4 separate regions of the Homo sapiens genome follow, and all the other regions are linked to region 4. Evidence: chromatin loops called from intact Hi-C (ENCODE). Cell type or tissue: PC-9. All regions are shown on one strand. Region 1 has its middle 73 kb from the start of ADTRP. Region 2 has its middle 93 kb from the start of ADTRP. Region 3 holds the start of LOC102724379 (a long non-coding RNA gene). Region 4 overlaps ADTRP (androgen dependent TFPI regulating protein).

Region 1 (5,000 bases), 82 kb before region 4:
TGCTAGTTGTGACAACCACAAATATCTCCAGTCATTGCCCAATGTCCCCTGGGAAGCAAAGTCACCTCTGGTTGGGAACTACTGATCAATGCAAATTCAATAAAAATTTTTTTTTTGTAAATAACTCTGGAAAATACACAACGAGTTTTTAAAAACACATTCTACTTTTCACATCAGAGTCTCTGAAGATTATGTGCTAAAATATAAACATTCCAGGCTCTGGAAAGAGGCAAGGAATCTTTATATAAACACAGTGAACCCTTGGGACCATCAGATAGCAATAATGAAATACACACAATAAGATTCTGTGTGTCGCATGAAAAATAGTTCTCTGAGCAGATTATTAATCTCAGCCTTGTGTTACTTATAGTCACACACAACAATTAATCTCTCTGTGAATGCCTTTAAGCTTTGCAATGTTTAAACATCATCTATATCTATATATATATTCTTATTTGAAAATAGAACAACTATGTGTAAAGATGTTTCAGTCCCCAGGATGCTGTGGTTGGCACTTCCCTAAATTCTATTTTTGCTGAGAGGAGCAGCTGCCTTAAAAAAGAGACATTGAACCTTGGAATATGTTAAACCACTTTTTGCTGCACAGTTTTGCTTGGATAAATTTGCTTAATGGGCATAGCTTGTGCCCTGAAGATAATATTGTGCCAAGTGTTTGGAAGGCAAATGAAGGAATTACTCAGAAATTACTAGGGGGCTGAAATGGAACAACTTCCAGAAACTCATTTGAATTTTTTGACTGTTGCCTAATATTGACATTTCTGACTTCTGTTGATTGTATTGACAACGGAATGTTGCCTAAGTTGCCCATAAAAGACATTTTCTAGCACTAACCCAATCTGTTGTTCCAGGGTGGGGGGTGGGAGGGAAGCTAGCAGGGTGTTGAGGTGGGGAGGGGAAACAAAGTGTAAAAGGTTTCTAGTGAAAGAAGGGGAATCTTTAAGTGAAAATGGCTTATTTATAAGTTCAAAGTGTTTTCCATGCTAAGATTTTTGGAGTGTTAGATCCGTAGACATATATACATAAATGTCTATATATATATATCTATATAAACACACACCTATATATACATCCATATATATATATATATATATATAGACACAGAAATATATATAACTATATTTGATCTCTAACAATATCTAGTCCTGAGAAACAACCATCACAGAGCCCTACGGAAGATGAATCCTGTTTGACTTGTGGGATGATGAGGTTGTAAATAAAATCGTTCTGTTTTTTAGTGTTTTAGTAACACCTCTGTAAGGCCATTTGCTAAATCAGCCGGTCCATTAATTAATTAGCCAGCCAGTTGGCCTCAAAGGATCTGGAGGTCTGCAGTAGGATAAGGCTCCAAGCTTCCTGGAGGAACACGTGTCCAAAAGCTTGAATTGGAAAAAAAATCCACCAACCCAAAAATCCTGACTCCAAGTCTCTTTGCTGGCCAGCACTTCTGAATATTTATAAGACTCTGATTTAGAGGAGGAATAAACAAGGAATACATATACTCCCCAAGAGAGTGGAGAAGACATGGACAGCTCCTTTGTAATAGCAGGACAAAGAAGATGTGAATCAAAGTCATGAAGAAAGCCGGCATAGCTTGAAAGAAGGAAGCTCCTGCCAGAAGTTCAAGGCTTTGATAAAACCCTGAGACGCCATTTTTAGGCCTCTGCCTGGTCTAACCTGTTAGAAAGGGAGAGGGTGCATCCTCTCATTTCTCCCAGCTCAGGAAATAGAAAATTCAAAGGAAAACTTGAAATGAAGTAGCAGCAAAGGTTATGTGGCTTCTTTCAAAGTAGATGTAGCAGCTTCAAATCAGGCCAGACATGTTCCTAAAAATAAAGAAATACGTAAATAAATAAATAGCATTTCCTCAAGAGGCTATCACACCAAGGAAAGCAAATAGAGGAAATCATGTGTTGAGCGTTGGTCCTTTGAACTACGGCAGTATGGGAAGTCTTCAGCTGCCTTCTGCGGGCAATGGAATAGGGAGAACAGCTTATTTCCTCAGCAGGGCGGTGCTGAGGGGGTGGGAGGGGGCTTTCCCTTGACCTATTAACCCTGCTCCCTCCTCTCCTCCACTCTCGTTCTGCACTGCTGCAGCAAAATTGATGCAAGAACCTAACTCTCTGCACACCCCAACTAAATGCATCTGTTGTACATACCTCTAATATTCTCAGTGCGAAATGCTAACTATAAATACCTGAAATAATGGATGTCAAAAATGTTTTTTGAACCAAAATGTGCTATACAAAGTGGAGTTATTAATATCAAGAATATGAAGACATGTGAAGACCTGGTAATGAAAAGTTTCAATCTGCCTCTACCGTTAGTGGAGAAACCGAAAGCTGCAGCCCCATATTGTCTGTCGGCTCATGGCTTTGGCGACTGTTCTCATTCAGCCGTCAGTTGGACAGTCAACCATGTAATCAATTATCCATGTCAGTAAACCTTTTAAAAAAATCTTAGGCCAACAGAAGTCTTTCTGGGTTTGCCGTATTTTCCGCTACTTTTCCACCATTTCAACCCACCACATTGGTTCCCTGTACTATTAAGAGTAGATTCTGTCTTAACTAAGAAAAGAAAAATGCTCAAATCCCCCCTTGAAAAGAGTGCGTGAAAGAAAACAACCTGGATATATTTTGGGACAGAGTATTGCCTATGATATATCCATTTTTGCTGTGTTATAAACTACCCCAAAGCATGGTGGCTGAAAATAACAATCGTTTATTAGTTAATGATTCTGATACAGCAGTTGGAACTGGGCTTAGCAGAGCAGTTCTGCTGGTCTTGCCTGGGCTCAGTCATCCACCTGTGGTCAGTGGGCCGTTCTTCTGGGATCTGCTTGGTTTACGATGTCCTTACTCACGTGTTTGGCTGTTGGTACTGGTAGTTAACTGGAGTGAGACAGCTGGCTGAGTCAAGAGTCTCCAGCTCGCCAGTCTAGGTTCATGGCAGTTTCAGGATTCCCAGGGGCAGCATTAGGGAAAGCCCTGAGACACAAGCACTTTTGAAGCCTCTCCTTCACAAATGAGTCACATTTGCTGATGCCCCATTAATCAAAAAAAAGTCACAGGGCCAAGCCCAGATTCAAGGGGTTGAGAAATAAACTCTTGATGGGAGATGCTACCACACCACATTGCAAAGGAGTGTGCATAAAGGTATGGGAGGAATTTGGGGTTATTTTTACAATTGACCATACAAGGCTACTGGCATATTTTTTACATGGAGGGAAAAATGCACATTAGAAGTTCATTCAGGCTGATCTCCCATCTAAAGATTGAACCAACAACATATTGGTAAATGTCTTTCTAATTATTGATGTGACTATTCTAAGTCTCTTGCTTATAATACAAAATGTGATTGTATCCAGCAACTTGCACCTGTTGGTCTCAGTTCTACCTGTGGGATCAATCACACAGACCAACAAGATCTCACTTCTATGTGACAGCCCTTCTGATATGAAGGACGATTTGCTGTGGCCCCTGGACCATCCCTTCTGCAGGCCGTTCATTCCAGATCCTTCCACTCTTTCTCCTCAGACATGGTTACAGGACTCTTAAATACTTCACTTGCTCTTTTCCACCTTTGATCCACCTAGAAAGTCTGGTACCTACCTGAGTCAAAAGCAATATTCCAAGTGTGATCCATCAGCATGCAGAAAACGGGACTACCATTTCCTTCGTTATCTGTTCTTTACTTCCTTTAGGGAAGCCTTAAATCACACCGTTAACTCATAGTGTGGGGAGCCACAAGTTCCCTCAACCTACATACAGATGCTGTTTGAGAAGATGTTACAGAGCCTTATATTTTGTTCTTGTCAAATTTCATCCGACAACATGCATACCATTTCCTCTTATTATTGAATCCTCTCAGGTTCCTTATATTGGCTTGCAAAGTATTTTGATGACAGATGTTATCTATGAATCCACTCCATGTGCCTCCTGGATCTTCATTCAAGTGTTGGATAAACTATTAAATAGGACGAGGTTGAGAACAAAATTCTAGGACTAACCACTAGAAACCTACTTGCATTTCCCACTAACTGACACCAAGACAACATCCTCTTGCTTTTCTGTGCTCACCTCATTTAGAACAGAGTAGTGTAGACCTTGTCAAATAGACCACTGAAGTCTATGTACATGGAGTCTGTCTCATTTTTTTGATTCAATAGACTAATTAACCTATCCCACAAGAAGTGAGATTCCAATATTCCTGGTGAAAACAACTACTTTTTACTAAATATTCACAAAATGTTATTATCATTATTTCTGAGGTTGACATGAATCTAACCAGTCTGTATTGAAAACCATAGTACCTATCTCCTCTGAATTTCTGGTGTTTTTTCTGTGCCCATAGTTTATTCCCCTAAGAACACTGACAGTGGGTTGAGATGACTTTGCAGTCAGTTTTCTCACCATCTCCTGGGATGTTACTCGTCTTGGCCAGCAGACCTACCGATGGCTCATTAAGAAACTATATGCACCTTTTGCTTAGCTCAGACATCAAACCCTCATACAAATCCATTCCTCCTGCAGCAGCCCGTAGCTCTCCATTCAATGTGCCTTTATTAAACATCTACTATGTCATATGCGCTGAGAGACACTGGGGATAAATATGGACAAAAATTAAGTCTGTGTAGGATGTTGGCACTATGTCTGTGGGTGACACTGACATTTTGTCTATGAGGGATGTTGTCACTGTATACCCCACTGTATGGGTGACGTTGATACCACATTTGGGTGTGATGTTGACATCTTGCTGAAAGATGAGAGAACATGTGTTGTGGGCGTGGGTCTCTGAGAGTATTTGGGGAGTGTTAGTGAGTGTGTGTATGGGAAAATTTGTGTGGGGTACAGGCCAACATACACACTATGATGTGTATGCAGGAGGTTATCTAACCATGGCCCTGGGCCTTGTTGATAGAACTATCACAGAGTTTATATTCTAGTCAGGAAGATAAAGAAGTTAATTGAGGTTTGCAACAA
Region 2 (5,000 bases), 85 kb after region 4:
TTTAAAATTCAGTCATTCTTTGATATGCGAGATAATGGACAATTGTGAATATTAAGGCAACACAATCCTCCTCTCTCATCCTCAAGTGGGAGGGGGTTAGTTCATATTAATCACAGGCAACCATGGACTTGGTTGCATTTTGAGTCGCATTCAACTAAGAACATTGGCCCTTTCGACTGTTTTGGGATATTTGCCTGCTGTAGAACTACTTACCACAGCCATGTATCTAGCTACCTACAGACGTACGCACATACACACACACACACACACACACACACACACACACACACACAGAGAGAGAGAGAGAGAAAGAGAAGAAACAAAGACAGCAGAGTAACCAGGTTAACAAGAGTAGCCGAGTTAGCAGAGGATTGTAGGAGGAGAGAATAGAAGAAATACGACACCCTCACAGCTTTCACAAATTGGCACGATCCATATGCATTGCTGCTAATTACAATAATCATCTCCTTCTACAGCGAGAGCACTACTTGACCCTGTACCCACGTTTTATTTATTTATTTTCTAAAGCATTTCTCTTCTCCTTTATCTTCTCCCTTAGGCTATTAATTAACTGCAGTGAAGGATAACAGAGGCCCCCATCACAGGGTCCATTTGGCCTGTCCCTGATCCCTACTATCTTGAAACACTCCTCACACTTTGAAAACCAACAGCGCATTCCAGCATGACCCAGAAGATAGCCAGGTCTCTTCCTTTCTCTCAACCCCTCGCTTTCAATTTTTGTTGCAGAAGAATTATGAGCACGTTTGAAGCTAACCATATTATTTCCTTTATCATCATCCTGAAAAGTTCCCAAAGAAGCATTGGAAAGGCAAAATTCTATTCTAAGCTACACCCTCCTCTGTGGGCTTAGCTAGATGCAAATAGATTTAAGTGAGGCAGAACTATGACTGCCAAGCAAGGAGATGGATTCCATACACGATGTGGGAAAATTAATCTCACCTTATATAATCAGTGCCTAAAGCAAGGGACTCACACTTCCTTCCCTCTCCCCAAATCCCTGGGAGATTGTGAAAATGGATCAAGGAGCCGCGATGAAGTGTTTATATATTTTTAAATGTATGTTCCTCTCTCTTTCTTTTTCTTTCTTTCATCTCTTTCTCTCTTTAACACAGACCTCTGTTGATAAATAATGGACTGTGGCAAAAGAAAATTGACTAAGACTCTAGCCAACTTCAAATAAATTGGCTACTGGCACAGCTGAAAACATAACTTAGCTTAAATGAGGTTTCTTTCCCATTCTACAGAATCCCCCAGCAGCAAACACCATAAACCTAGAAGGTGCATCCTGACTTGTATTCTATAAATCCGTGAGCTAATAAATAATGCTCACAGTGTAAATGAGTGACTCCACAGAGACTACGTTAAAAAGAAACATTTCATAGGGAAACCAATAATATTTTCTTTTCAAGGGAAAATATATGTCCTCTCCTATATCCTTAATTACAGCCCAGACTCTAACCATGTCTTACAAGTGTACTAAATGAAAAAGTGGCTAAAACTTCATCCTAGTGCACTTTATTAGTGAGCCAGTTATTAAGCTATTCTCTCGGTATCAAACTCAAACTCATGCTTCTATACTTGGCTTTGTGATTCTGGGGCTGACTTTGCAAATCCCATTTCTGCTTTACCAGCTCCCTCCAAGTGTGTCTTTCCTTTTCTTTCCTTTTTTCTTTTTTTTTTGAGACAGAGTCTCACTGCACCCAGGCTGGAGTGCAGTGGTGCAATCTTGGCTCACTGCAACCTCTGCCTCCCAGGTCCAAGCGAATCTCCTGTACTCCCACCTCAGCCTCCTGAGTCGCTGGGATTACAGGCACCCACCAACAACCCTGGCTAATTTTTGTATTTTTAGTAGAGATGGTATTTTTGGTAGAGATGGAGTTTCACCATGTTGGCCAGGCTGGTCTCAAACTCCTGACCTCAAGTGATCCGCCCACCTCAGCCTCCCAAAGTGCTGGGATTACAGGCATGAGCCACTGTGCCTGGCCCCAGGTGTGCCTCCTCTAATAGTGGTGGGTGGAGGAAGACCAGATGGCTGGAGAAGAAGAAGGCACTCACTCTTCTTGTTTGCGTACCGTTGCTGTCATCATCGCCCAGCCTCACTCCTTTACTTTGGCAGGGATGGTTAGGGAAGTAGCAGAAGATTCCAGTTGTAGTTTTCCAATATTCATACCCCCTCAGAAACACTAGCAGGTGGCTATCCTTTCCTTGGGGGTCTAGAACCCAAATCAGTAGGACCAAACATCAACAATGGAATTGTGGGTTTGCTTTGGCTGGGTCCCTCATCTTGAATGCAGTGCTGAACTTCCTGCTAATGGCAAATGGAATTCCAGTAACCAGTGGCATGCAGTGACATCACAGTTTATAAAACTATTACCTGTGGTTGCTTTTCAAGTGCTTACTAAAGCAAGAGCCTTGGAAGAACCAAATGTCCTCTGCATTTGACTACTGCAGCAGCTACGATGACTACACGGGTGATAGTATGGAATGGCTCCCTCTGAATGCCCTAAAGCACTTGCATAAGGAAAAAAGAAAGAAAGAAAAAAAAAAGCCTGCTTCTTTAAGTTCTGAGCTTGAGTCATAGATAATTAAGAAGCTTCCAGGCCAGTCCTGAAAGAATATCATTTCTTTCTCTTGTTTGCTGAAAATAAGACACAAAAGTTAATTGCACAGATTTCAGAGTTGAAAGTTGAATTTGAATTTATAGACTCTCAAGTTTCTCAAGTGAAGGTTGGGTATCAACTAGAAAAGATAATGACCCTTAGACTCGAAAGAATGACATCAGGATGGATTCATAGCAAGCTCAGAATTCTGAACCCCTGAGTCATCTGACCTCCTTTGCCAGCAGAAGATGCCTATCCTCACATACCTGGAGAGACCAGCCTTCTGCTTCTTGAATAAACTTTAATAATGGGGCAGTTGCCTTGCCATGAAATACGTCTTCTCATCAACCCATTCTGACCATTCCTTTTCTCACTATACCCATAATAAGGGCCCGATCTCAGCATGTTCCCTAAGGGCAAGTACAAAGTCTGACCCAGGAGGAAATAACTTACATGCTAAAACAGTTGTAAGATTATGCTAATTTTAGTGGTAGAATCCTGAAAAAAATATGTGTGGGAGTTTATTCCAAGGGTATTAGACCAAGGAGAATGAAATATAACAAGTGGACTGGATTTTATTGAACTTATTGATGTGAGTGCACTTACCAGAAACCCCGGATTTAATATTTTATCTCGTGAAGCTAGATGTGGCTCTAGCAGTTTGCCTGGTTGATAGATTGACTCAACCATGGCTTATGTTTAATGAGATTGACATGCCTGAACTTCCTTGGCAAAATGTGAAGGAATCTGGAGTCTTAGGAATACAACAATGTTGAAGCACATTTATAATGTGTTCCCTGAACACCCTGCCTCTACTCTCCACATCCCAAGGTGGCCCAAAGATGCTTCCTTCACAATTGAGAAATTCACTGGTGAAGAGAGCATCAGCATTCTTGCATGTTAGCTATATGGTGGCTGTCATCTGTAGGCCTCAAATGACGGTGAGGATTCCACATTGATATTTTGGTGGGAATATGAGATCCCAGAGTGACATAGGTCATTTGGTAGTTTTTACTACCAAAGAAAGATGAAATGCATTTACAGAAAAGTACAGGAGAGACAAAGTGATAATTAGAAAGTTTTTGACTTACAGTGGTCATTGCTGACCACAGTGTCCTTGGAAATGAAATAGATGGACTACCCATGAAAATGTTACTTAATCTATGTCAGGATTTACCAAACTCTCCCTGTAAAGGTACAGATAGTAAATATTTTAGACTTTTCACTTCAAGAAGCAAAATTAATGATGTTATATAGGTACTTATATTACAGAAGATAACACAAATTTTTACAAAATTTTTGTTGATGAAACTTAAAATATAATACTACTAATTGAGTACTTTTTTTGTAATACTAATGAGGAAAAGGAATTTTTTGGGGGGATAACATTTCACTTAATTCAGGTTCAAAATTAGTGTTTTCTATCATTAAAGTTGTTTGCTAATATCATCTGTCATTTTGATCTTTAATGAACTTTTATACATTTAATCTAATATTTGAAACTACATTTTTATACAGATAGGCATCACCAAATATTAACATGAAATTCAGGAGCATGGATTTTTATTTGAGTGTATTCATTGCTTAGAAGGTATTTATGGAATTTTACTAGACTCTTCCCTTATATTTGCCTGTTAACAGGTCATTACATTGCAAGAAGTTCCTCAATTGTACAACTAAATCAGTTTCGAAATACTGAAATTTCCTTTGCACTTCCATTGAGGTCTGAAAAACATTGCCGTAACCATTGTCTGAGCTTGAGAATGTATCTACTGCAAATTTATGTGGGAATGGAGATCTCATTCTTGTTTTAACCATTGACAGATTAGAAAGTGTATAAAGCAGCTTGACATTAATTGCAGTTCAAACATTAGTTGTCAAAGTAATTTTACTATAGTTAAGCTTCACATATATAAGTGACATTTGCCTTATGATTTTAGGTTGAATTCATTAATAAACATTATTTAGTCTGTAGCAAAGGCTAATTTCCAAAGCTATTCAGTGTTTGATAATAATGGTTTAAACCAGTTCTTCTCTTTCAGAAAAAATTCAGTGTTATCCCTCAGCTCAAAATTTTTATTGCAATAAAACTTTACCACTGCTAAACCATAAAACTGCCATGTTTAATGTTTAGCTTCTATCTCTGACAAAAATTCATGGAACCGACAGTAAAATCTACAATCGTAAATGAAGTTCACCACTGGTACGACTGGTTTAATAATACACAACAGATTAATGTATTTTTCACAAGATACCTGTAACAGATACTACAACAAATAAACATAGGCTTAAAAATTTTTACATCTTTACAAGCATTGCAAATTTGTCTAAGTCTTTTTCTGCTCCAGTTATATTTTTACTACCCTCAATTGTAACACA
Region 3 (5,000 bases), 99 kb before region 4:
TCTTCCCCAGCCACTGGAACTGTAAGTCCAATTAAACCTCTTTCTTTTGTAAGTTACCCAGTCTCGGGTATGTCTTTGTCAGCAGTGTGAAAACAGACTAATACAGGTATCTTTTTTAGTAGATGAGAATCATATGGCTAATAGGAAACATTAAACTGTTACTTAATTCTATCATGTTTAGGCAGCAAATTGTCTGGACTGTGTGTTAGTAGAAAATTCAAGTGAAAATCACATCATAGGCTTTTGGAGACTTACAGTATGACCTTACATCCAACAGAGAAGACATAATCAAACTAGAACACTCCAGGGAAGGCCACTGAAACAATCTCTAAAGGACTACAAAGGAGCTTTGAAGGGACAGTCTGAAGCATGCCTTCCATACAATGGATCACACATTGGTGGACTCTGTGGTGTCAGGCAGACCAGTCTGGCACAGAGTGACTGTCACCCATTGACAGGGGATCGTTGAGCCCATGATGGGGTTTCTAGTTATGTTCTTATATGGGTGGTTCCTGCTCACTAATACTGTGTTAAGATTGGACAGCATATACCAAGAGTGGCCCAGTCTGGGACTTCACATACACAAGATACATTCACTCTGAATCAGATGAATGAGAAAGTCCACCAGTCTTTCAGGGCTTAGTGAGTTTCCATAGACCCAGGAAGGCATATCCTGGGGCCCAAAGGCCAGTCAGGCAGTGATGAAGACTCCAGACAAGGTTCCTGGGATACAAAGAGTCAGAAACCTGGCAGATAGTCATGTGAAAACAAAGAGATGCAACAAGAAGACTCCAGTATGAGACGAATTGAAGCCTCCTGGTGTCTCCATGTTTCTTCTCATGGTCTCCACGGTAGGGGAAGATGGATCCATCCTCTGGAGGCAAAGAGGACCCTTGGCCAGTGTCAAGGAGTGAGAGCACCAGGAAGAAGCTGTTCTGAAAGAAAGTTCTTTTTCAGGACTGAATTGACAGGATCATCTCCAAGGTGAAGGCAGGGTGGGGACGGGGGGTGAAAAACAAGAGGGAAATGTAGCTGTTTTGTAAAGCGCGTAAACGTTTTTCAGTCTGTTCTTCCACCCAGAACAGGCAAGATGTAGGCCTTTCCATAATTGTAGACAAGGTGAAACCAAAGCTGCCTCAGGCCTAAAACACCAATCCTTCATGACAGTTCTCTTGCTTTAATCTTGGCTCAGCGCTCAGAGTTCTGAAAAATAGACCATGCAGTTCAACCTCCTGCTAATAGACGGTCGCCATCCATTGCACGCCTTCCACTCTTTTAGATGTGTGATGGTACCCTTTTAGGGTACAGATCAAATCCCTCTGTAGCAAATTCTCAGAGAATGTCCTAGAATTTGGTTGCAAGGAATATGCTGGAAATAAGGGAGAGGGCCATTGGCTGAGGATCAGGAATCTTATAATGACCACATCTACCATAATGTAATTTGACCTGTGTTCACATTGGGGATTAGGAGAAAGTCTTCAGAGACGATTTTTTAATGGCATCATTTATTGAACATGGCTAGATTTAACTTATTCTTTCTACATCTAGTACTGGCGGTTTGGCTTTGGGTCAGATGTCCTTCCCAGTTTCTCAGGCGCTGACTCCATGCTACAAGGTTTGGGTTGCAAATATTGCGAGGGAATGCTTAAACACAAACAGAATGTCTCACTGATTAAATGTCAGAGTGTAGTTTGCTTCCTGAAATTCAGGGAGGGGAGCCAGAGACCCGGGCTCCATGCCCAGCTCTTCTACTGACATTAGGGGTGACCTTGGGGGAAATTATTTAACTGTTTCCTGCCCAGTGAAATGTGACACTTCAGGGCATTGCAAACACATTCCTGAGGTTTGTAGGTTCTTTGCAGATTTTTGAGCAGTGATGGGTTGCATGGAGTTCTTTCTTCTGTTCACTTTTCTACATGAACACCTGAGGCCCTTTATCAAAAAAATGCCAGCTGGGCATAGTGGCTCACGCCCGTAATCCCAGCACTTTGGGAGGCCGAGGCAGGCGGATCACGAGGTCAGGAGATTGAGACCATCCTGGCTAACACGGTGAAACCCCATCTCTACTAAACAAAATACAAAAAATTAGCCGGGCGTAGTCGTGGGCACCTGTAGTCCCAGCTACTCAGGAGGCTGAGGCAGGAGAATGGTGTGAACCCAGGAGGTGGAGCTTGCAGTGAGCCGAGATCGTGCCACTGCACTCCAGGCCTGGGCAACAGAGTGAGACTCCGTCTCAAAAAAAAAAAAAAAAAGCCAATAAGGAGTTCTAAATAGAAGCCACTTCTAGTATTAATGGTATCGACAACGGCATCATCTCCCAGAAGGAAAAGCAATGAGTGAACACATAACAGTGCTCTTTCTTGTATGTATTATTTTCAACCCATTTGCAGGAAAATCTATTTTTTTCTGTAAAATGAGCCAAGCATGTCTATGGCACATAAAAAGTACCATTTCTTCGTTTCCCATAATATCATATAGCAAATTGCATAAGAACACGGACTGGAGTTAGACTCCCTGTGTAACCTTACTCTGACAGGTCCCTTCAACTCCTCTGTGCCTCAGTTTCCTCTCTGGTAAAAATGTGCTCATCTCTTGGGCTTGCTATGAGGACAAATTCGTGCACACATTTAAAGTGCTTCGAACAGTGCCTGGCAGCTAGTAAGCATTCCAGAAACGCTTGCCTTTATTGTTGTTCTTGCTGCCATTAACGTGATGAGCCCTAGGAAAGAGTGTATGTTGCTACATTTAGAAAACAAAGAGAAATTGGTTGTCTAAGGTGGAAGAAGTAAGTCAGTTACCAAAAAAAAATAAAAGTGTTTCTTTAATTAATTCAAAAGGTTGGAAGAGGGAATAGACTTTGGCCAGTCAATGGAACAGGAATCCATAGTTAGATGCCCTCCAAGAATCACATGGACAACAATAAACATTTCACAATATTACCTCATTTTGTACTTAAGGCTGCAAGTGTCTTCTGCTATGCTGATAGCAGGAAACTCAGCTTCAACCAGGAGAAAGGGTTTAATTCATTTCAGAGCTGTAGCCAACCCAGGCGGGTACTTCAGATGCAGCGCACCGTGCCACGGTCACCAGACGTCCATGTGGCTGTGTCCAGCCAATGGCCTAATGTGCACCATGATCCAGTGAGATCAGGAATGCTTGCAGCGACTTTCCTTCTCAATGCAGCCCCTTTTACCTTTATTAGGAGTACTCAGCACCTTCTTAGACACGGCTCAGATTCAGGGCCCAGATCTGCCACAGCTCGACCTCAGATATCCCTTTTGATGACTGACATTGTTCATGGCCCAGGGATATGCTTCTCAACATCTTTGTCTAATGTCCTTGAAACAGTAAATGACTGCATCTGAATGCTATGGAAATTCTGGGGTTGCATCCCTGTTGTCAGCACAGACAAAAGCACTACTCCAGAGTATAGGGAAAATTTAAGTGGTGAGATCTTTTGGGAGACAGAAAAGGTAAGTTAATTAATTTGCCAAATCCTTCTATTATTTTCCATTAATTGATTGATTTTTTTTGATACAGGGTCTCACTCTGTCGCCTAGACTGGAGTGCAGTGGCCTGATCTTGGCTCAGTGTAACCTCCACCTCCCAGGCTCAAGCAGTTCTCCTGCCTCAGCCTCCCAAGTGGCTGGGATTACAGGCGCCCACCAACACGCCCAGCTAATTTTTTTATTTTTAGTAGAGACAGGGTTTCACTATGTTGGCCAGGCTGGTCTTGAACTCCTGACCTCAAATGATCCACCCACCTTGGCCTCCCAAAGTGCTGGGATTACAGGCATGAGCCACGGCACCCGGCCCAATCCTTCTATTCTTGTACAACAAAATACTGTTTCTCAGTGTTGCCCAGCATTCATTTCCTGCTTCTCCTCCTGTTTGTGGTTCTGCAGGTACTTGGGAATTAACAAGGTCTTTTCAGTAGTTGCACATAGTAGCTAAGAGACATTTTGCTATGTTAAACAATCATATTATTTTAAATTTATATATAGATCTAGAGGTTGCTTGAGTGATACCAGTGCTTTATGTTGGCAACTAGATAGATATTGAAAGCTAGAACTGTGAATGGTTTTATTAAAACACTTAATAAGTGTAAAATGTTAATACATTAAGTTTTATTTTAAAAGTTGATACGTATTAATCATAATTTCTATGTAAACAACTTATTATACATTTTGATTTCATGTAACACAATTTCTATTTTTTCTCTTAGTTTTAATAGAAAACTAACTTTTGGAAGAAAGATAACAATAAAAAATAAATATTTAAATTTTTCAATTTTAGTATTTATTTAAATTTGCTCTTAGATAAAATATATTTATATTTTGTATATATTGCATACAATTACATTTTTAATTCTTTGGTTTATTCTTAACCATAGAACAAACTATATGGAAATCTTTATTATAACAACATTATTGGTGTCTTTGCCGAAATGAAGGCAAGAAAAAAAAATATGGAGTATATACACAATACCTTAAGAACTATGTGTGTCTTTACAGTTCAACCAAACATGGCCAACCTGTTCACAGGACACCAAGACATCTATGATAATAATTAAAGTCTATTTTCTTTGATATTTCTTTTGATATTTTAGAAGATAATTTTTAGTCATCTAAAAACCATAGCTTTGCACATCTTCTTTTATTGTGTCTTTATGAATGTGTATTTCTTATGGTAGGAGGCCAGTACAGTTGATTCTTGTTATTTGTGGTAGTTGCATCCTATAAAATCACAGGGAGCACTGAATTATCAAATACTGAACAATGGCCGTGGGGAAATGCATGGTTAGGTTCCTGGTCACAGCATTTTTATCAACTGATGAGTACATAAACTGTTCCCGTTCAAAGACATCTTATTTAACATATATTGTTGATTTCATTAATGTTGAACTCAGGGCTAACAGCACTATCACTCATGTCTGAGCGATGCCCATTGTATGTTCTCCATAATGCTCATCACAGCCTCCCTGCAGTTAGGGGCACTGT
Region 4 (5,000 bases):
CCCACAGCCACCCTACTGCTGTACTGAAGCCCGTTGTCCTCAGCTATGCGACATTGGCCAAGCATTCTGGTACTTCTTTCCAACCTGTCCCTTGATGCTCTTGGTCTCATTTTTCTCTTCATTATTCCAAACTGTGGTTCTGCACATTCTTTCTCCTCCTGTGTTCTTTATTGCATCCTTTAATCTCAGTTTCTTAAGTTAAATGTGTATGAATGATGACAGAAATCCTATATTCCATACGAATACAGATATACTTGGCAAAGTACCTGCCCCAAACACAACCACCACTGTTATATAAAGGACTCATCACAGCCCCCAATTGCTGTTTTCTTCTGGTGTAGTCTTCCACCGCAAATTCTTGCATCATTTCAAAGGAGAGAAATAAGAAAGTCCCGCCTGGCTGAGTCAGGCACAGTCCTGAGTTAGGTGTTGGATTACTTGACTCATCCAATAAGACTTGTAATGTCTTGCTCAGGAAACTTGTGGAATCTCCCTCCCTGGAATTACTTTTTAAATAGAAGAAATTCTCATTTCCTAAGGTAGTTTAAAGAGAGAGGGCTCTGGCTTAAAGGCAAGAGATAAGCTTGATGACTTGGAAAGGCTAAGCTTCCACGATTTGAAGATTTTTGTGGGTTTGTGAAAACACATGAATGTAAAAACTAAATATCCTTTAACTGCAGTTTTTTGAATTGCATTAGTTATTTAAAAGTGTCAATTCAGCTTTGTCGCAGGTGTTAGTTTGTCAGCTAGCAACAGAAACAAAAGACAGCTAACGAACTCAGAAGCAGCATTTCAGGAAAAGGCACGGAACACGCAGTGGGAACAGAATTAGGGAAGAACCAGGAGAAAGGATAAATCAGGGAGCAGCAGGTCTGAAATAAACTTAGAATAAGTAGATGCCGTTACGTCTGGGCTTTTCTGGGCGGCCAAAATAGCTGTGAAATGTAAATGATAGTAATTTTGTTGTAAGAGTCTCAAAAGAAGACCAGTTGTGGCGATCATATTTTAATGCTACTGTATAGTTTCCTAGGGCTGCCGTAACAAACTACCATGGACTGGGCTTACACAACAGAAATTGATTTTCTCATAGTTCTGGAGGCTGGAAGTTGAAGATGTGGGCAAGGTCGGTTTCTCCTGAGGCCTCTGTCCTTGGCTTGCAGATGGCCGCCTTCTCCCTGTGCCCTCACGTGGTCTTCCCTCTGTGTGTGTCTGTAGTCCTCATCTCCCTTTCTGATAAGGACACCAGTCATAGTGAATTAGGGTGCACCATCGTGACCTCATTTTAACTTCATCACCACTTTAATACAGTCATATTCTGAGGTCCTGGAGGTTAGGATTTCGACATATGAATTTGGTGGTGGTTGGTGGGGGATATAAATTAGCCCATAACAGCTAACATTGCCTCCCCTGATCGCTCCGTCTGTTATCGTGAGTCAAGCTCATCCTGAGTTTTATAAACATTGCATCGTCTTTGGAGAATAAGCAGACCGTTCGGGTGGGATGGGCTGATCCACACCTGTCCCTGCTGCCCTCCTGGAAGCCTCCCCATGGAGCCTGGGAGAGGCTCTCTCGCTCTCCGTGTGCCCCAGCTGCTCCTGGCAGCCCCTTCACGCCCCAGCTCTTGCAGGTTTCTTTTCCTTGGCGGCTCCCTAGTGCCTCCCTCCTGAGCCCCCACGCGGGGGTTCCACCTGCTTGTGGTGAATTCGGACAAAGACGCCTCAATGTTGAGTAAGCTCGATGGCGACAGGGCTGCCTGGCACACACCGTGGGCACCTAGAGAGGCCCGTGTGCCATAAGCCTGAGAAGTAACCGTGAGCTGGGGTGGAGAGGGAGAGGGGATTGACAAGTTGGAGGTGTAAAGCAAGTTTTTATTGATGGAGAAGGCCCGGAGGATCTGAGTAATGCGTTCTTTCCCCCAATCCGATTTCCACATCCTGTGACTGGGAGAGGCAGGAGAAAGTCAGGAGGAGCTTGACTCACGATGACTCTAGGAAGCTCCAGCCTGAGGAAAGCAGGTCACATGGACTTCACACGCCGGGCGGAGGCGGCCTCTCCCCAGAGAGGGAAGGCCTGGCCCAGGCTCAGGATGGGATTAATTGCCCTGCTGATAGAACAGCGCAGGCCTCTTCCCCTGGGCCCAAGCCTGTGCCTGCTCTTCCTAACTACAGCAGCAGCCTGGCCTGCTGCGGCCTGAGCGGCTGGAAGTGAAACCAGGGTGAGGCGAGGCTACTGGTGGGGGAGGGAGAGAGGAGGGAACTTCTCCCAACTCCCTGTGCAAATGACTACACATCCAAATTCTGCAGCCCTGAGGGTGTGAATGTCAAAATCACCAGCAATAATGAGAAGTATTAGGGTGGCAACCCCTTCCTGCCATTTAAAGCTGTTGCCCCACCCCTCCCTGGGACACCCCTTTCTGGTTCGAAAGCTCCTCCACCCCAGGGCCCATGATTTCCTATCTTCTGGCTCTTCTACCCCCGGCCGTTCTTTAGTACCTTTATGTCCCTTTCCCTTCCTGTCCCTTAGACAAGGACCTTTCCCTGCTGTCTGCTGCCTGCTTTTCTGTTCTCCCCTCTCCTCTCTCCCTTTCCTGCAATCTTGTTCCACAGGAGGGCTCAACAGCCTGCATCTCCCCAGCCCCGCCTCTCTTGAGACTGCAGGGTCTGAATTTCCAAACGGAAGTTCCTCCAGGCAGGTGGTTCTCAGCCTCAGCTGCCCGTGATTAGAATCACCTGGGAGGATTTTAAAAATCCCAACCCCTAGGCCCTAGCCCCAGACTGATTACATTAGAATCTCTGGGGGTGGGAACCAGGCAGCGGTGGTTTGTGAAGTGGTCGTTCATTCTCCCACCTGGAGATAATTGTCTCTCTTCTGACCTCCCACAATGCTTTATCTGAACTACGCTCAGAAACCTGATAATTTTTTTTATTTTTTCGAAGTCTAGCTCAAGAACAGGACTGCTGGGTTTGACATCTACCAGCCAGGAAGCTTTAGGCAGGTTTGTTTCCTCGTTTGTAAAATGGTGGTGGGCGGGGGAGTCTAATGATAGGACTTGGCTCGTAAGGTTGTTATGAGAATGAAACACAGTTCAGTGCCTGGCACATACCAAGTAATGAATAAAAGTCCGCTTTATAGCTTTGAGTAGTAAGATTTTTGAGGGCTAAACTTGGGTCTCATTCAGTGGTTCTAGCTTTAGCCTACATAAAGATTAAATAATCTTTTTCTACATTTAAAATCTATATTTTATATTCTGTAAAGTGTATCTTAATAAGGTTGGCCAAAAATTTCTTTTTTTTTTTTAACTTTTATTTTACATTCAAGGGTACATTTGCAGGTTTGTTATATAAGTATAGATTATTTTGTGACCCGGGTAATCAGCTTAGTACCCAATAGGTAGTTTTTCAATTTCTCCCCTCATCCCACCCAGATAAACAATCTTTAACAAGCTCTGGAGAAGCTTCTTAAAAAACAAACTCTTGGACCCCATTTCCAGAGATTTTGATTCCGTAGTCTGGGATAGGATGGAGGTCCTGCATTTCTAACAAGCTCCTGGGTGATGGGTGTAGCTGGTCTGACCCACCTCTGTATCATTTCCTGCCTACGCCCTCAGCCCAGGAGCAGCATGTGGCTGACTTTGCTAGGTCTTTCCTAGAGTCCAGAGCTCAAAGATTGTTCCCCAACAGCCACCTTGATCAATCCCCAGCCCAGCTCCCCAGGCTCTAGAACCTTCCTGACTTATACCCTAAAAGCAGAGTCCAGACCACCCCTCTTGTACCAGTCCAGGGCTTTCAAGGATTTGGATGGATTCTGTCGCAAGCCTAACTTAACCCCACCCCCCAAACTCCATATCTTCATGACCTACCAGTTCTTAAATGAGAAACCACAGAACTGTACAAAGCAACAAGAATGTACAAAGCTTGCCTTCCATATCGTATTACTTTCTTGAAAAATACCCTCCTTCTCTTTCTCCTGGCTTTGGGGGCCACACAGCACTTAGTAACCCACCAGCGCTCATGGCTTGCTCTATCCCCTTGGATTTAAATTGCTGCCACGGCCAGATTGTCTCGGTGAGGCCTGCAGGTGCCCTATTTAAGGAAGAAAGTGCACCGGCTCTTCTTCGGCTGAGCAAGGCACCCTTTTGTGTGCCTTTCTTGGGAGAGCACAGAGATTCGTGGTGGTCCTCTTGACCTGATTCCAGTTTCTCTAGTGAGATTTCAGCACTAGGCATTTTTCCTAATTTTCCTTCCCAGGAAGACTCCTGACTCTGTCCACCCTGTATCTGCCTCTTTGCCTTTGAGCTGTTTATTTGGTTCTTCCAACCTCTGTGCCGTCAAGGTATCCATCTCCTTACATTCCCCTTTTAGGCTGACTCTTTATTTTGTTTCCATGTTAGCTCAAGTCCATTACACTAAATACTGTACACATTATTGTCCCCTAAACAAATTTGCTCAATCAGTCTTAGCGAGCAGGGTCAGGACCCAATGAGCTGGAAGCCCAGCCCTTGAATTGGCTCTCAACCAAAACAACCCAACAGCCCTCTCCCTCTCAAAGCCACATTACTCTCAGAGGGATGGAGTTTTCCATCAGTGAAGAAGGTATTAATTAAAGTAAATGAAAATGCCCTCATTTGTTGTAATGGATTTAGCTCTTGCAGACCATTTTCTACGGGGTCACCTGCCTGGATGATGTGCTGAAAAGAACCAAAGGGGGAAAAGACATTAAGTTCCTAACTGCCTTCAGAGACCTGCTTTTCACCACTCTGGCTTTTCCTGTATCCACGGTAAGTTTCAAAGATGTGTACATAATCTAACAGAAATGTGCATATGGACAGACGCTTCTCCTGGGCAGCCAAGCTGTTTGGGAGCCCATAATTGGAAACCACACCCACTGCATTTACAACAATGTCCTGTCTGAGGACTGCGCCACATTGCCCAGTGTCTTTAGGAAATATGGCACATTAGTGATCAGCTTTATCACTAGCTTTTGTACCTCTGCAAAGGCTT

Evidence for each region. A loop is a pair of places that touch in the nucleus more often than their neighbours do. Peaks named below come from ENCODE experiments on the same cell type or tissue, not always from the same donor. Only the 100,000 strongest peaks of a DNase experiment are listed, where the experiment ranks them.
Region 1: it touches region 4 in a loop (4-fold over the local background); 4 of 110 quality-filtered maps call a loop at or near these places.
Region 2: it touches region 4 in a loop (6-fold over the local background); 2 of 110 quality-filtered maps call a loop at or near these places.
Region 3: it touches region 4 in a loop (5-fold over the local background); 3 of 110 quality-filtered maps call a loop at or near these places.

The regions. Positions count from the first base shown.
Region 1 is chr6:11,849,543-11,854,542 of GRCh38, reverse strand. No RefSeq gene overlaps it. Among named protein-coding and RNA genes, the nearest start is that of ADTRP, 73 kb to the right of the region's middle. RefSeq lists an enhancer at 1,768-1,827. In PC-9, no CTCF peak of the experiment used is centred here; a DNase peak (open chromatin) is centred at 3,062; H3K27ac peaks cover 501 bases.
Region 2 is chr6:11,683,395-11,688,394 of GRCh38, reverse strand. No RefSeq gene overlaps it. Among named protein-coding and RNA genes, the nearest start is that of ADTRP, 93 kb to the left of the region's middle. In PC-9, no CTCF peak of the experiment used is centred here; DNase peaks (open chromatin) are centred at 2,494 and 2,824; H3K4me3 peaks cover 706 bases; H3K27ac peaks cover 2,562 bases.
Region 3 is chr6:11,866,579-11,871,578 of GRCh38, reverse strand. It overlaps LOC102724379 (a long non-coding RNA gene), which reads left to right and starts at 2,979. Exons shown (of 3, transcript XR_007059913.1): 1 at 2,979-3,473. In PC-9, no CTCF peak of the experiment used is centred here; no DNase peak of the experiment used is centred here.
Region 4 is chr6:11,768,026-11,773,025 of GRCh38, reverse strand. ADTRP (androgen dependent TFPI regulating protein) reads left to right here. Exons shown (of 6, transcript NM_032744.4): 2 at 4,643-4,777. Among named protein-coding and RNA genes, the nearest start is that of ADTRP, 8.3 kb to the left of the region's middle. RefSeq lists enhancers at 1,493-2,016, 1,836-2,130, 2,017-2,538, 2,539-3,062. In PC-9, no CTCF peak of the experiment used is centred here; DNase peaks (open chromatin) are centred at 405, 1,345, 1,965, 2,645 and 2 weaker places; H3K4me3 peaks cover 3,409 bases; H3K27ac peaks cover 5,000 bases.